2 separate regions of the Homo sapiens genome follow, and region 2 is linked to region 1. A link is an interaction called in ENCODE POLR2A ChIA-PET data of the cell type or tissue named here. Cell type or tissue: MCF 10A. All regions are shown on one strand.

What was found. Peaks named below come from ENCODE experiments on the same cell type or tissue, not always from the same donor. Only the 100,000 strongest peaks of a DNase experiment are listed, where the experiment ranks them.
Region 2: POLR2A ChIA-PET joins it to region 1 with 8 read pairs; 2 of 35 experiments call an interaction of 5 or more read pairs at or near these places.

Annotation. Positions count from the first base shown.
Region 1 is chr6:152,092,340-152,100,339 of GRCh38, forward strand. ESR1 (estrogen receptor 1) reads left to right here. Exons shown (of 8, transcript NM_000125.4): 7 at 2,046-2,229; 8 at 6,393-8,000. The coding sequence ends at 6,627. Among named protein-coding and RNA genes, the nearest start is that of SYNE1-AS1, 280 kb to the right of the region's middle. RefSeq lists a silencer at 580-761 and enhancers at 2,875-3,169, 2,895-3,189, 6,261-6,762. In MCF 10A, no CTCF peak of the experiment used is centred here; DNase peaks (open chromatin) are centred at 2,152, 3,032, 4,962 and 6,572.
Region 2 is chr6:152,022,156-152,030,155 of GRCh38, forward strand. All of the region lies in intron 5 of ESR1 (estrogen receptor 1), which reads left to right. Among named protein-coding and RNA genes, the nearest start is that of ESR1, 220 kb to the left of the region's middle. In MCF 10A, no CTCF peak of the experiment used is centred here; no DNase peak of the experiment used is centred here.

The DNA.
Region 1 (8,000 bases):
CATTCTGGTTTGTTGTTATTGTTACGTTAGTTTTAAACCTTAGCCATTTTCCATTCTGGGCAGTTACAACTCTGTTTACTATGAGTTCCTCTGTGTAGATGTTTCTCCCATACCCGACCTACAAACTGCTACGTGAGCAGTAACTTGTCACCATGTTATCCGCATAAAGTCAGGGATTGATAAACTTGGGAGCCTTTAGCTCTTGAAGGTGCTGATGAGGAAGGGGAGAGGGGAGGAGAAGGAATTTGTTTGTGAGATGGTCAGTGGGCTGAATAGTGGTATGACCAAAAAGTGTTACTATAAATACACATAATCTGGAAAACAAAAATACTGTCATCTCCTCCCTGCAAGGCGCTGTGATTAGGCAGGATGGAGCTTATTGCTGCAGTGTTAGAAAATGCATCCTTGTAGTCCCAAAAAAGCCTGTTCCATCCTGCCCATCTCTTGTTCTCAATACTTCTTACTTCACGGTCACTCATTTTCTTCCTGTCCTTGGGTTGAGGTCTCAACTTCTTGTAATAGAATTTTTTCAGTTATAAGCGACAGAAATCCAACTCACACTATCTTAAGCAAAAAGGGGATTCACTGATACGTGTGTTAGGAAGGATATATGAAAGCTCAAAGGTCAAGTGAAAAAAATGTAAGAACGAAGACCTTGGTGGGGTGTGGTGGCTCACGCCTATCATCCCAGCATTTTGGGAGGCCGAGGCAGGTGGGTCACAAGGTCAGGAGTTCAAGACCAGCCTGCCCAAGATGGCGAAACCCCATCTCTACTAAAAACACAAAAATTAGCCGGGTGTGGTGGCAGGCTCGTGTATTCCCAGCTACTTGGGAGGCTGAGGCAGAGAACTGTTTAAACCTGGGAGGCAGAGGTTGCAGTGAGTTGAGATGTGCCACTGCACTCCAGCCTGGGCGGCAGAGTGAGACTCTGTCTCAAAAAAAAAACAAAAAAAAAAAACTAAGACCTTGTGACTACTACCTACTACCTGGATCTCTCTCTCTCTCTCTCTCTCTTTCTCTCTCTCTCTCTCACCCCCCCACACTATCACCTCTCCTTGTTGTCAGTAGTTTCCTTTCTGCAGACAGGAGTTCCATGTGCTGGGAAGAGGGCCATTCAGAGCCTCGTATTCTCATCCTCTCAGTTTAGCAATGCGAGAAGAAAAAACTTTTGTCTCACAACCTCATATACAATCTCAGAAATAGGCTCTTATTTTCTGGCTTGAGGCTGTCCAGAGGCACCAGGCACTGTGATGGTCTCACTTTCTGTCCTGGATCTATCTGTGGGGCCCAGACAGCAGGATCTATTTCAGAAAATAGGCGAGAGAGGAAAAACTTATGTGGCCGTAAAAAACAGCGGTTTTCAAGTGGCCTATCCCCATCCACATCATAAACTTTTCTGCTGAGGCTTAAAAGTGCTTAGACTTCAAACTTGATCTAAAACAGAAATCCTACCTGGAAAAATCACCTTCCAGTCACTTAGCCAATCGCTCATCACTCTCTGTCTCTGAATCTCACCACGAGTTTCACACGTCTCCCGAGAGAGCGTCTCCTTTATCATTACCACATGTGGAGTCAGCAGATTGGGTTTCATCTAAGCTCTGCCTACCTACTATCCGAGTTCCCTAGCAGGTTAGTGACTTTCTCTGCCTTTTTGTTTCTTGATGTGAAAAGGAACAACAGTGGCTGCTCACAGGGTTGTCAGTTACATGGTCAATTACATTACATGGACAATTCATGATGGTGTCAGACCTGTCTGAGAAAAGGTGGCCCATGTTACCATGACAGGCCCCAAGGCTAACAGCCCCTTTCTGGGTCATGGCTCATACAAAGGAGCCCTCCTTGGTTTGCTGGTGCTCTGAGACTTGCAAATGCATTAGGAATTTTACACTGTAACCCGGTTTTAAATGGGTCCAGAGCATCCCCATTGCTAGACTACTGTGCTGAGGAAGGGCACTGGCTCATTGTTACATCCCATGAACACTCTGGGTCTCCTAGACCTCATCCTCTTTGAGCTTCTCTCTCTCACTCTCTCTCTGCGCATTCAGGAGTGTACACATTTCTGTCCAGCACCCTGAAGTCTCTGGAAGAGAAGGACCATATCCACCGAGTCCTGGACAAGATCACAGACACTTTGATCCACCTGATGGCCAAGGCAGGCCTGACCCTGCAGCAGCAGCACCAGCGGCTGGCCCAGCTCCTCCTCATCCTCTCCCACATCAGGCACATGAGGTGAGGCATCTGTGGGCTTCCTACAGGAGAGACATAAAGAAAACATGCCCCCAAACCTATGTGACAGCTGGCCGGGAAGGACTGGTGCCTGCATATGGAGAGTGCACTTGTGACAGTTCCTGGCATAGAATAAGCATAAATGCTATAGGAGGACAGAAGAGAGAGGTTTTAAATCTGCGAGGGTCACAGGGCAAGTGTCAGAGAAGGCATAGAGGAAGCGATACTTACGCTTGGTTTAAAGCATGTGCTTTGGGGCAGTGGTTTAGAGATTGGGTGCAGTGTGCAAATAGGAGGAGGGGGCCAATCAAGAGAAGTCAGTGAATGTACACATCCCCTGAAGACACTGGGTACATCTGTTATGGTCCCTGTGTACACTCGGATATTCTAAATGAGAGACCCTGGGGCCAGATGCCTCACGGAGAGTCAATGTTGACTCCTTCATACCTGTTGAACCCCTTCTTGTCACCCCCATTGCCATTACCCTAGTCTAAGCCACCATCATTTTCTGTTGGACTTCTGTGCCAGTCACTGGATGTGTATCCCTGCCTGTAATCTAGATCCTTTCTAGATCATTCTCCATGATGTGTCCAGAGTGATCATTCTAGAACCAAATCTGATGTCATCCTCCTGCTTAAAACCCTTAAGTTCTCATTGCTTTTAGATAAAATATAAACCCTTTCACTTTGTTTTTATTACTCCTTATGATTCAGCCCTTACTTAGCTTACAAGGACTTCCTCATGTCTGAGCTCTAGCCATAATAGCTGACTGTTGGATGAGTCATCGGGGGGAGGTTCTTCTTCAGGCTGCAGATTGGCGGTCAGCCCTCCTGACCTCAGCTGGGCTCACTCACACATCTGGGAGGCAGCTGCCTGAGGCCAGGGTGACTCTGCTCTATGCCTCATGTCTCCTATCCTCCTTGTACCCACATGTTAGCTGGGACATGTTCTCATCGCAATGGCAGAGGCATGAGAAAGTGATCCTGTTTGGGCAAGTGCATTTTACTCTTTTCTTTCACTCATGTCCACTGACATTTCATTGGCCAAGCAAGCATGTGGGGTGTCCAGAGTCAAAGAGGGACATGTTGCCGGGGTCATGACTATTTCTGAGCAATAATCTAACCTATCATAGCTCAGATCTCACTCCTTGCAGGAAGCATCTCCTAATCCTTAAGACCTAGTTGGAACTTACACTCTGTTCTTCCCTATGGTTACTGCCCATTTTACTATTTTTCTGCCCATTTAGACTGACAACTCTGTGAGCCATCATTGCAATATGGCTTGCTTACCCAATATCACCTAGCATGATGTAGAGCACATAGTAAATACTCAACAAATGTTTTCTGTAAGAGCTAAGGAAGGACATCAGCAGACAAAATAGAGTCTTTCTATGCCAAAAGGTGAAAGTGGTCTCATTTCCATTCCATTGTCCTGTAATTTGGCTAGCCAAAAGCTTAGTGGATACCATTCCCATAAGTAGACCTCATCTGCAGGGAAGAGATGGGGAGACTGCTGGGTTATTTATTGCAGACTCCAGCAGGACCACAACAATGATTCAAAGTGATGACACTAGAAGGACAGGTGCCAATGGGTGATGAAGCCACAATGACGATGTCAAGTGGTATCACTAAAAGGACAGGTACTCATGGGTGATGAAGCCTACATGACCTTGGGCTTACACCAGGACCCTAGGAATGAAAGAGATTCCTTCTCTTAGTGGCTATGAGGGAAGGCCTATGATGTCTTAAGGAGGTTGGATTCGATCATTTTTAAGGGACCTTCAAATCCTTAGACCGTGATTCAAATGGTAAGAAGTTTGCTCCATTAAACTCCCAGGCACCACCCTTTCCGGAGACAACCTTTAAAAATTATTAGCTCCTGGGAAAATAGATGTATCTCATTTTCTTTGTATCCCTCACAGTGCCATATGTGAAGACTTACATATGGTATATGCCCCCAACATTACTACTGAGTGAGTGAACAAAGAAATGAGGGAATGAATGGATGAACAAATGGCTCATGGCAGGCTTTTCCCTGCCCTGTGAATTCGGCTTCTACTTGGTAAGAAGGTGATTGCAATCTCTGTTCTCAGGGTTCCCCAAGGATTCCTGTGTAACAGATGAAGGAATCACGTCTGTCAGGTAGAGTAGGTGACTGCATTCAGAGTATACATTTCCAGTCTCCCCTGTCTTTTTCTTTTGATGAGTATTATAGAGAGGGAAGCCATGAGTGGATTAGATGCCAAAATCCCTGGCTGAGAGAATAACCTTACCCTGGAGGAAAACATATTAGCTTTGACTCTGAGCTGGGAATTTCGGTGATGTTGTAGATTCAATGCATTGCAGTTGGGTGTTTTTATTTGTTGAAAGGAATTGCTGAATTTTCAAATCCATTAACTGCTTGTCAGCATTAGCAAGCCTAATTAGTTAATACTAAGTAAATTTGCACTAAATATACAACCCTGGCTGATTTTACTGGCCACGTCTGGCAGAGGGCAGCAGCAGGGAGAAAGCTCTGTAGAGTTTCTGTTGGAATCGTGTGAAAAGCTGGAGAGGTTGCTTCTCTTTCTCTCTCTCTCTCTTTCTCTCTCTCTCTCTGACACACACACACACATACACACACACACAATTGTAATAATAATAATATTTTGGTTCCTCACTAAGCCAATCTAAATCGCAGAAGTCTATTTTGTTAAGTAAGCTTGGCCCCAGCCATATGTTGCTACTCAGAGAATTTAATATCAGATTTCATCTGACTGTAAACGTGAATCATCAGGTTGCACAAGGAACACAGTGGCAGATCCAGGGGGCATTTAACTTTTATAGCATTTTAAATGAAAAAAAAAAAAAGTAACACTTAAACAAGTAATTTAGATCATGCTGTAGGCCCTGAATAGCTTTGATGTTGTGTTTTCATGGCAAGTCTCCAACTTGAGCTGAATTTTCCCCTACTAAAAATGCAAATTTTTCTAAGACCTTCTCTTGGTCCTGCTACTCATGATACATATTTCTTTTAAAAGAAATTTCAAACTAGATAATAGTTGTTCTCCTCCCCACCCCCGCCACCAGTAGTGTGGTGGGGCAGCAGAGTTGTGGCTAGTGGAGGAGAGCAGAGGAGGAGAGTAGGGAAAGGAGAATGCCATTTGCCTACATTTCCCTCTGCCCATTTCCCGCTGCCCATTTCCCCCCTTGTTTTCCTGAACGTGAACTGAGCTCTGGGCACTGTTTTAGGCCTAGCAGGGGACAGGATAAAGCCTGCTTCTCTAGGAATTCGCACTGAGGGTGTGAGTGTGTGCACGTGTGTGTTTGGAGGCGGGAGAATAAACACAAATAAATAAAAAGGAGAATTTCAGGCAGTGATAAGAGTGCTGAGAAAAACAGAACGGTGTGAAAGAGGAAGGCTGAGCCTGCAGAGGCTTGAGGCTGCTGCCACTGGGTAGCGGTAGGCCTTTCCGAGGAGGCGGCATTTGAAGACCGGAGGAAGGTTCATCCCAGCAAGTAGGAACAGCAAGTGTAGGTCCCCTAAGTCTTGGGGGAGCTTAGTTCCTTTAAGGGCAGCACAAAAATCAGTGTGGCTCCGGAGAGCACATTAGGGGAGAGAGGCAGGAAGAGCTTGGAGACATGGATGGAAGCTGGACCAGTTGGGCCTTGTTGAACATGGAAAGGCATTTAGATCGTATTCTGAGTTAAATGGGAAGTGACGTGAGAGATTTAACAATGGAGCGTCTTGAACTGCTTTACTCATTTAAAATACCCACTCCTGCTTGGCTGAATATCTCATGTTGTCTTTTTAGAAGCTTTGGCGATCCTATTTGAATGCATTTAGGTCCTATTGGAGGGGAATAGGATCTCATTTGAGGCCACGGAGGTCCATGGAAGTCACCTGCATAGCAAATACCCTGAAAGTGGCTGCAGGGAGAGTGTGAGGGTGGGACCGCCCTGGTAGGAGGTGGAAAATGAAAAACACACGGCCATGAGTTCCAGATTAGGGCTTCTGAAAGCCCTCAGCTTTCCCAGCTCCCATCCTAAAGTGGGTCTTTAAACAGGAAGAAAGAAAGATTGCTAAGTGTCTTTGGAGTTCCTCTTCCTTCCCCTTCTAGGGATTTCAGCACTCCTGGGGCTCGGGTTGGCTCTAAAGTAGTCCTTTCTGTGTCTTCCCACCTACAGTAACAAAGGCATGGAGCATCTGTACAGCATGAAGTGCAAGAACGTGGTGCCCCTCTATGACCTGCTGCTGGAGATGCTGGACGCCCACCGCCTACATGCGCCCACTAGCCGTGGAGGGGCATCCGTGGAGGAGACGGACCAAAGCCACTTGGCCACTGCGGGCTCTACTTCATCGCATTCCTTGCAAAAGTATTACATCACGGGGGAGGCAGAGGGTTTCCCTGCCACGGTCTGAGAGCTCCCTGGCTCCCACACGGTTCAGATAATCCCTGCTGCATTTTACCCTCATCATGCACCACTTTAGCCAAATTCTGTCTCCTGCATACACTCCGGCATGCATCCAACACCAATGGCTTTCTAGATGAGTGGCCATTCATTTGCTTGCTCAGTTCTTAGTGGCACATCTTCTGTCTTCTGTTGGGAACAGCCAAAGGGATTCCAAGGCTAAATCTTTGTAACAGCTCTCTTTCCCCCTTGCTATGTTACTAAGCGTGAGGATTCCCGTAGCTCTTCACAGCTGAACTCAGTCTATGGGTTGGGGCTCAGATAACTCTGTGCATTTAAGCTACTTGTAGAGACCCAGGCCTGGAGAGTAGACATTTTGCCTCTGATAAGCACTTTTTAAATGGCTCTAAGAATAAGCCACAGCAAAGAATTTAAAGTGGCTCCTTTAATTGGTGACTTGGAGAAAGCTAGGTCAAGGGTTTATTATAGCACCCTCTTGTATTCCTATGGCAATGCATCCTTTTATGAAAGTGGTACACCTTAAAGCTTTTATATGACTGTAGCAGAGTATCTGGTGATTGTCAATTCATTCCCCCTATAGGAATACAAGGGGCACACAGGGAAGGCAGATCCCCTAGTTGGCAAGACTATTTTAACTTGATACACTGCAGATTCAGATGTGCTGAAAGCTCTGCCTCTGGCTTTCCGGTCATGGGTTCCAGTTAATTCATGCCTCCCATGGACCTATGGAGAGCAGCAAGTTGATCTTAGTTAAGTCTCCCTATATGAGGGATAAGTTCCTGATTTTTGTTTTTATTTTTGTGTTACAAAAGAAAGCCCTCCCTCCCTGAACTTGCAGTAAGGTCAGCTTCAGGACCTGTTCCAGTGGGCACTGTACTTGGATCTTCCCGGCGTGTGTGTGCCTTACACAGGGGTGAACTGTTCACTGTGGTGATGCATGATGAGGGTAAATGGTAGTTGAAAGGAGCAGGGGCCCTGGTGTTGCATTTAGCCCTGGGGCATGGAGCTGAACAGTACTTGTGCAGGATTGTTGTGGCTACTAGAGAACAAGAGGGAAAGTAGGGCAGAAACTGGATACAGTTCTGAGGCACAGCCAGACTTGCTCAGGGTGGCCCTGCCACAGGCTGCAGCTACCTAGGAACATTCCTTGCAGACCCCGCATTGCCCTTTGGGGGTGCCCTGGGATCCCTGGGGTAGTCCAGCTCTTCTTCATTTCCCAGCGTGGCCCTGGTTGGAAGAAGCAGCTGTCACAGCTGCTGTAGACAGCTGTGTTCCTACAATTGGCCCAGCACCCTGGGGCACGGGAGAAGGGTGGGGACCGTTGCTGTCACTACTCAGGCTGACTGGGGCCTGGTCAGATTA
Region 2 (8,000 bases), 70 kb before region 1:
CAGTTGGGCCTGTGGATTGAGCCACCTTAGCCTCTGAGGAAAGCAGAACCTGAGAGCATGCTTAATTCAGAGTGTGTGTGACTTGGAGTGTGGAAAGGAAGATTTCCAGATTTGCGGTATTGGCGACTGAAAGGATGGCAATGCTATTGATGGAGATTAGGAAGACAGGAGAGAGGTAGATGTTGAGCAACTCCGAGGAGTTTTTCCTCATACATGTTGGGTTTAAAGTGCAGGGAAGATATCCTGAAGGTTATTCCAGGCAGAAATTTGGAGCTCAGAAGAGACATCAGAGCTGAAGATAAAAAATTTGAGAGCCATCTCCGTAGCTAAAAGTGTGGAACGAATGTGATGACTAGACAAGATAATAGAGAAAAGGTATCCAAAGGCCTGAGGTCAAGACCTCTTAAAAGGCTGACTTTTCAGGGTTTTAGGTAGAAAAAGAGTCCCAGCCTGGGGTTAAGGCAGTTTTTTGAGAAGTAGAGGTACAAAGTTCCTTGTTCCAAAGGAAGGGTGTCTTTCAAAAGAAAAAGGATGGGCCGGGTGCAGTGGCTTACGCATGTAATCTCAGCACTTTGGGAGGCCGAGGCTGGCAGATCACCTGAGGTTGGGAGTTCGAGACCAACCTGACCAACATGGAGAAACCCTGTCTCTACTAAAAATAAAAATTAAAAATTAGCCGGGCTTGGTGGTGCATGCCTGTAATCCCAGCTACTCAGGAGGCTGAGGCAGGAGAATCACTTGAACCTGGGAGGCAGAGGTTGCAGTGAGCCAAGTTCTCACCATTGCACTCCAGCCTGGGCAACAAGAGTGAAACTCTGTCTCAAAAAAAAAAAAAAGAGAGAAAAAGAAAAAGGATGGTGAATTGGGCCAAATACCAGAGAGATGGACAGGAGTAAGAAGAAAAAGACTAAAGATTTGTTCATCAGGAGCTCATTGTTTCTAAAGGGAGCATTTTTAGTAAAGAGGAAGGAGGAATAAAATGCAGTATAATATGTTAAATCTAAGTATAATTTATAAAAGAGAAAATGGGGGTGGAATATTACAAAAAAGGAACTATAAACCAGCTCTTTGAGGTATTTGTCAGTGAGGAAAACAGTGGGGCTCTAGTTCTTGATAGCAACAGCATCAAAGGGAACTTTTTAAACTAAAATATTATGAATTTTTCAAACTGAAATAATGAGAGAATAATACAAAGAAATCTCATCTGCCCATAATCCAAATTCAGTAGTTATTAAAATTTTGCCCCATTGCTTAATCCATTAATCTCATTTCATTTTGTCCTTTTTCTTTGTTTATTTTTGGCTAAAACATTTTAAAGACAAATCCTAAATATCATACATCAGTAGGCATTTACAAAAAAATTTCTTGATAATCACAATGCCATTCTCATACCAAATAAACTTATAATAATTCTGTGATATCATCTAAAAAACAGTTCTTTTCTACATCAAAAATGTCTGTTTATAGTTGATTTATTCAATTTAGAGTCCAAACAAGTTCCATATATTAGACATTAGGTCATTAATGTCTGTCTATTTGAATTTATAACAATTTCCACTTAATTTATTTTCTCCAGCTTCTGTGGAGACTAGGTAAGTTGTTTTGTAGCTGTCTGGATATATCTGATTGCTTCCTTGCAGTGTCATTTAACTTGTTCCTCTATCCTCAGTGTTTCTGCACATGGAAGTTAGCCTCATAGCAGGGGTTGGCATACTTTAGCCTGCTTACCAAATACGACTCCCTTACATTTTTGTAAATAAAATGTTACTGGAACACTGTCACATATGTTGGGGTCATAGAAAGAGTTTCCGTGTCCCCAAGTTATAATTGCATTCACTTATATTTTCTTCTAGTAATTTTTACCCTTACATGTTAGGGGTCAATTTGGAATTTCTCTTCATATACAGTATGCAATAAAGAATGGCTTTTATATTTTTCCAAATGTATATTCAGTTGTCTCAACACCATTTATTAAAAAGTCAGTATTTCTCAAGTGATTTGAGATCTACCCTTAATTACACAGTAAATTTCTCTGTAGTCTTGTCTTTTTCTAATATGTTAATTCTGTACCAAGATTTGTTCATCTGTTAATGGATCAATATCACATAGCTTTGTTTATAGAAGGTGCACATTGTTTTAATTCTGGCCATGCTATCCCACCAAATATTGCCCTTTGATTTTTCAGAGTTTTACTGTGGATTCTTCCTTGTTTCTTTTTCTATGTGACCTTTAGAATTAACTTGTTTAATTCTATAAGTAAATTTATTGATAATTTTATTGAAATTATGTAAAATATAAATTGGCTTAGGAAGTACTGATATCTCCATGACATTAAGTCTTCATATCTAAGACCAAGGGGTGCCTTTTCATTTGTTAAATATTCTTTGTGTCTTTCAGAAGTGTTTTCAAGTATCCTTATGTGTATTTTGCACAAATTTTTATATTTGTGCCTATTGGATGCCACGTGCAGGGTTAAAAAATATTATACCTATTTTATATAGATATATATGTATATAAAAATATATATTATATATAGTTATAATACATAAATATATTTTAATATATTATATAATATATACATGTATTGTATTTATATATGTATTTATATGTGTATCTATAAATATACATATGTATGTATCTATAAATATACATATATGTGTACATATACACATATATACACATTATATGTATGTTTATACACATATAAATACATATATAAATATACTAGAAAGTCCATGGGGTTTCCTAGTATACAATCATATTGTCTGCAAATAGAGATTGTTATACCTTTTCCTTTCTATTCCAAAGTGTCTAAAAGATTTTTTCTTAGCTAGTGGCATTGGATGACACCTATAATGTCTTCTAAAAATAGTAGCAGTCATAGGCACCATTTCCTTATTCTTGAATATTCATTCATGTTACAAAGTTTATAGGAATTTCTGAATTATTAAGTACTTTTAATAGGAATGAAGGTTATTGTCATTATTGCATCAAAATTCATAAGAAAGTTTGGTGTCAAATTTGTGCTTTGTGTGTAGTCTTCATCACGCTTTTTTTTTTTTTTTTAACCAGTGTTAAACATCCATTACAAAAATAGTTTGGAAGTTTTTCTTTTTTTTTTTCCTATGTCCTGGAAGGTGTAAGTAGAATTGGAATTATTTGATCTTTAAGATGTAAAATATTGGTAGAATTCTACCTTTGAAAGCACCTGGACATGGTGACTTCTTAATAGGTGAGCTCTCTGGAAACTTTATTTCTTCTGTAGTAATTGGTCTCCTTAGACTTTCTATTCCTTCTGGAGTCAGATATTGTATATCAAATCTTCTGTTAAAGTTATCCATTTCTTCTTGGTATTCCAATTTTTCACATTGAGTTGGACAAATGATTTCTGATGATGTTTAAAAAATTTCTCTGGTTTGATGGTTACTTTGACCGTATAATTTATTTTGTGTATTTATGCTTCTTTTAGAAACTTAGGTCAGCTAGTGGTTCCTCTATTTTGTTGATTTTTTTCCTCAAAGAACTAGCTTAAGTTTATTTTATTAGTTCTACTAGTTTTCTGCTTTCTAACTCATTAAGTTATGCCTTTAGCTTTATTAAATCCTTCATTCTGCTATCAGTTAATGTTTTAGTTCATTTTCTAGCTTTTTGAGTTGATACTTAATTTATTTTCATTTCATGATATAGGTAACTGATGCTCAGAATTTTCTCAAAGCATCAGTTTTCGCTGGGCCCCATAGATTCTAATATATCTTACTTTCATTATTATTATTTCCTAAAAATTCAGCAATTTCATGTTTTATTTTGTCTCTCATTCAAGAGTTGTTTAATAGACAGTTTAATTTCCAGGTTGGATGGGCATTTTGTTTTGTTTTTTGTTTTACTGTTTATAAATACTTTTGGCCTTGGGATCAGAGAATACTGCTTGTATTACAATTATTACTGAATATTTTTGTGGTCTAATATAATTTCAGCTTTCAAAAATGTTCCATGTATACTTGAAATGAAGGTTTATTTACCCTTATAAAGATAGAAGGTAAAATATTAGCTATGCCCATGTCTATTTATCTTCTTATAATTTTTGCTTAATGAAAACTAATGATCCATTATCTGCTGCATAAGTATTTATGTTTGCTTTCTCTTTATTATGCCTTATGGCTTTTGTGTTAAAAAGCTATTGATTTATTTAATATTTTGGAAGGATTGAATTTTACCCTATCTAATATCAAGATCATGACTCTTGATTCCTTTTTGTTTTCACTTGTTTAATATATCTTTCTTCTATCTTTATTTTAAACACAAGAAGAGCTTTGCTTTCAGTTTCTATTTTACATAGTCTACAATCGGATTTTACTTATTAGTCAATCTGAGAATACTTTTAATAGATGAGTTACACAAATACATATTTATTGATACCAACACAGTTTAATTCAAGATCTGTTCTATTATTTTATATTTATTATATATTAAATTGTCTTCTTTATTTACTATTTATTGATTTATTGAATTTATTTTGCTTTCAGGTATTTTGTATTTTTGTTCTGGTTGTTAGATTTATGCATACTTAGTCAACTCTTCCTTTATAAAGCATTCATTTTCTACTATGAGCAGTAGTAAAATTAGCTAGTAACTTAATTCCTGAGCACTCTCCAGTCCTAGTCACTAGTAATAACGCAGTGTTAAACTTTGTAATATTAATTATACTTAAGCCTCTATTACTTGGTTTGTCAAAATCAAATGATATCAATTTACTTCCAGCACATACCTATGAGGTAATTGTAAGCTAATAATAACTTCCATGGCTATTCTTTTCTCTTTTTTTTTTTTTGAGGTGGAGTTTCGCTCTTGTTGCCCAGGTTGGAGTGCAATGGCACGATCTCGGCTCACTGCAACTTCTGCCTCCCGGGTTCCAGCGATTCTCCTGCCTCAGCCTCCCAAGTACCTGGGATTACAGGCATCAGCCACCCCACCTGGCTAATTTTGTATTTTTAGTAGAGACAGGGTTTCCCCATGTTGGCCAGGCTGGTCACGAATTCCTGACCTCAAGTGATCCACCCCATCAGTCTCCCACAGTGCTGGGATTACAGGTGTAAGCCACCGCACCCAGCCTCTCATCTTATTTTTATTACTTATATTTTTCTACATTATTAGAAGTTATAATACTTATATGCACATTTCTTTAGCCCCAACCCCATTTTTTGATATTAGCTCTATTATTAAGATATTTAATGTCCACCTTCAGATTATATGCTGATGATTCTCTAATCGTTTTTGGTTGTCTGGAGCTTTTTTACTGTTTATTTTCAGGAAGAGCTCATGATAACTCTTTTTTCTTTGGTTTAAAAATGTTTATAATTATTTTTCTCTGGACTTTATGCTGAGAAATTTGGCTGCATACAAAATCTCTGGCTTACATTTTTTCTCAAGTATTTTTAAGTGATTGCTTCATTATTTTGTAGTATAAAATGTTGCTCACAAGAAGCTGGATGCCAGTCTGATTTTCTTTCCCTCATTAGTGATTTGGACTTTTTGTCTGAATGTTGAATTTTTAAATATAAACATAAATTGCAATACTTTTATTAAGATATGTCTCTGCATTGAACATTTTAGGTCCGTTTTCCTAGGTACATAGAATGTCTTTTGAATATGTAGACTCAAATCAGACTTCTTGATTCTCTTGATTTATAGTTTTAAATATTTGTTTGGGGGCGGGTGCGGTGGCTCATGCCTGTAATCCCAGCACTTTGGGAGGCCGAGGCGGGTAGATCATAAGGTTAGCAGATTGAGACCATCCTGGATAACATGGTGAAACCCCGTCTCTACTAAAAATACAAAAAATATAGCCAGGTGTGGTGGCAGGCACCTGTAGTCCCAGCTACTCGGGAGGCTGAGGCAGGAGAATGGCCTGAATCCGGGAGGCAGAGCTTGCAGTGAGCCAAGATCACGCCATTGCACTCCAGCCTTGGCGACAGAGTGAGACTTTGTCTCAAAAAAAAATAAATAGGGGGCGGTTCCAAGATGGCAGAATAGGAACAGCTCCAGTCTGCAGCTCCCAGCATGAGTGATGCAGAAGACAAATGATTTTTGCATTTCCAAATGAGGTACCAGGTTCATCTCACTGGGGACTATTGGACAGTGGGTGCAGGACAGTGGGTGCAGCGCACCAAGCATGAGCCGAAGCAGAGCGAGGCATCGCCTCACCTGGGAAGTGCAAGGGGTCAGGGAATTCCCTTTCCTAGCCAAGGAAAGGGGTGACAGACGGCACCTGGAAAATCGGGTCACTCCCACCCTAATACTGGGCTTTTCCGATGGTCTTAGCAAACGGCACACCAGGAGATTATATCCTGTGCCTGGCTCAGAGGGTCCTACACCCACAGAGCCTCGCTCATTGCTAGCACAGCAGTCTGAGATCAAACTGCAAGGTGCAAGCGAGGCTAGGGGACGGGCGCCTGCCATTGCTGAGGCTTGAGTAGGTAAACAAAGTGGCTGGGAAGCTGGAACTGGGTGGAGCCCACCGCAGCTCAAGGAGGCCTGCCTGTCTCTGTAGACTCCACCTCTGGGGGCAGGGCATAGCCAAACAGAAGGCAGCAGAAACCTCTGCAGACTGAAATGTCCCTGTCTGACAGCTTTGAAGACAGTAGTGGTTCTCCCAGCATGCAGCTTGAGATCTGAGAACGGGCAGACTGCCTCCTCAAGTGGGTCCCTGACCCCCGAGTAGCCTAACTGGGCACACCCCAGTAGGGGCAGACTGACACCTCACATGGCCGGGTACTCCTCTGAGACAAAACCTCCAGAGGAACGATCAGGCAGCAACATTTGCTGTTCACCAATATCCGCTGTTCTGCAGCCTCCGCTGCTGATACCCAGGCAAACAGGGTCTGGAGTGGACCTCCAGCAAACTCTGACAGACCTGCAGCTGAGGGTCCTGACTGTTAGAAGGAAAACTAACAAACAGAAAGGACATCCACACCAAAATCCCATCTGTACGTCACCATCATCAAAGACCAAAGGTAGATAAATCCACAAAGATGGGGAAAAAACAGAGTAGAAAAACAGAAAGTTCTAAAAATCAGAGCACCTCTCCTCCTCCAAAGGAACGCAGCTCCTCACCAGCAACGGAACAAAGCTGGATGGAGAATGACTTTGACTAATTGAGAAAAGAAGGCTTCAGACGATGAAAATTTTCTGAACTAAAGGAGGAAGTTCGAACCCACGGCAAAGAAGTTAAAAACCTTGAAAAAAGATTAGACGAATGGCTACCTAGAATAACCAATGCACAGAAGTCCTTAAAGGACCTGATGGAGCTGACAACCAAGGCACAAGAACTATGTGACGAATGCACAAGCTTCAGTAGCTGATTCAATCAACTGGAAGAAAGGTTATCAGTGATGGAAGATCAAATGAATGAAATGAAGTGAGAAGAGAAGTTTAGAGAAAGAAGAATAAAAAGAAATGAACAAAGCCTCCAAGAAATATGGGACTATGTGAAAAGACCAAATCTACGTCTGATTGGTGTACCTGAAAGTGATGGGGAGAATGGAACCAAGTTGGAAAACACTCTGCAGGATATTATCCAGGAGAACTTCCCCAATCTAGCAAGGCAGGCCAACATTCACATTCAGGAAATACAGAGAACACCACAAAGATACTCCTTGAGAAGAGCAACTCCAAGACACATAATTGACAGATTCACCAAAGTTGAAATGAAGGAAAAAATGTTAAGGGCAGCCAGAGAGAAAGATTGGGTTACCCACAAAGGGAAGCCCATCAGACTAACAGCGGATCTCTTGGCAGAAACTCTACAAGCCAGAAGAGAGTGGGGGCCGATATTACACATTCTTAAAGAAAAGAATTTTCAACCCAGAATCTCATATCCAGCCAAACTAAGCTTCATAAGTGAAGGAGAAATAAAATACTTTACAGACAAGCAAATGCTGAGAGATTTTGTCACCACCAGGCCTGCCCTACAAGAGCTCCTGAAGGAAGCACTAAACACGGAA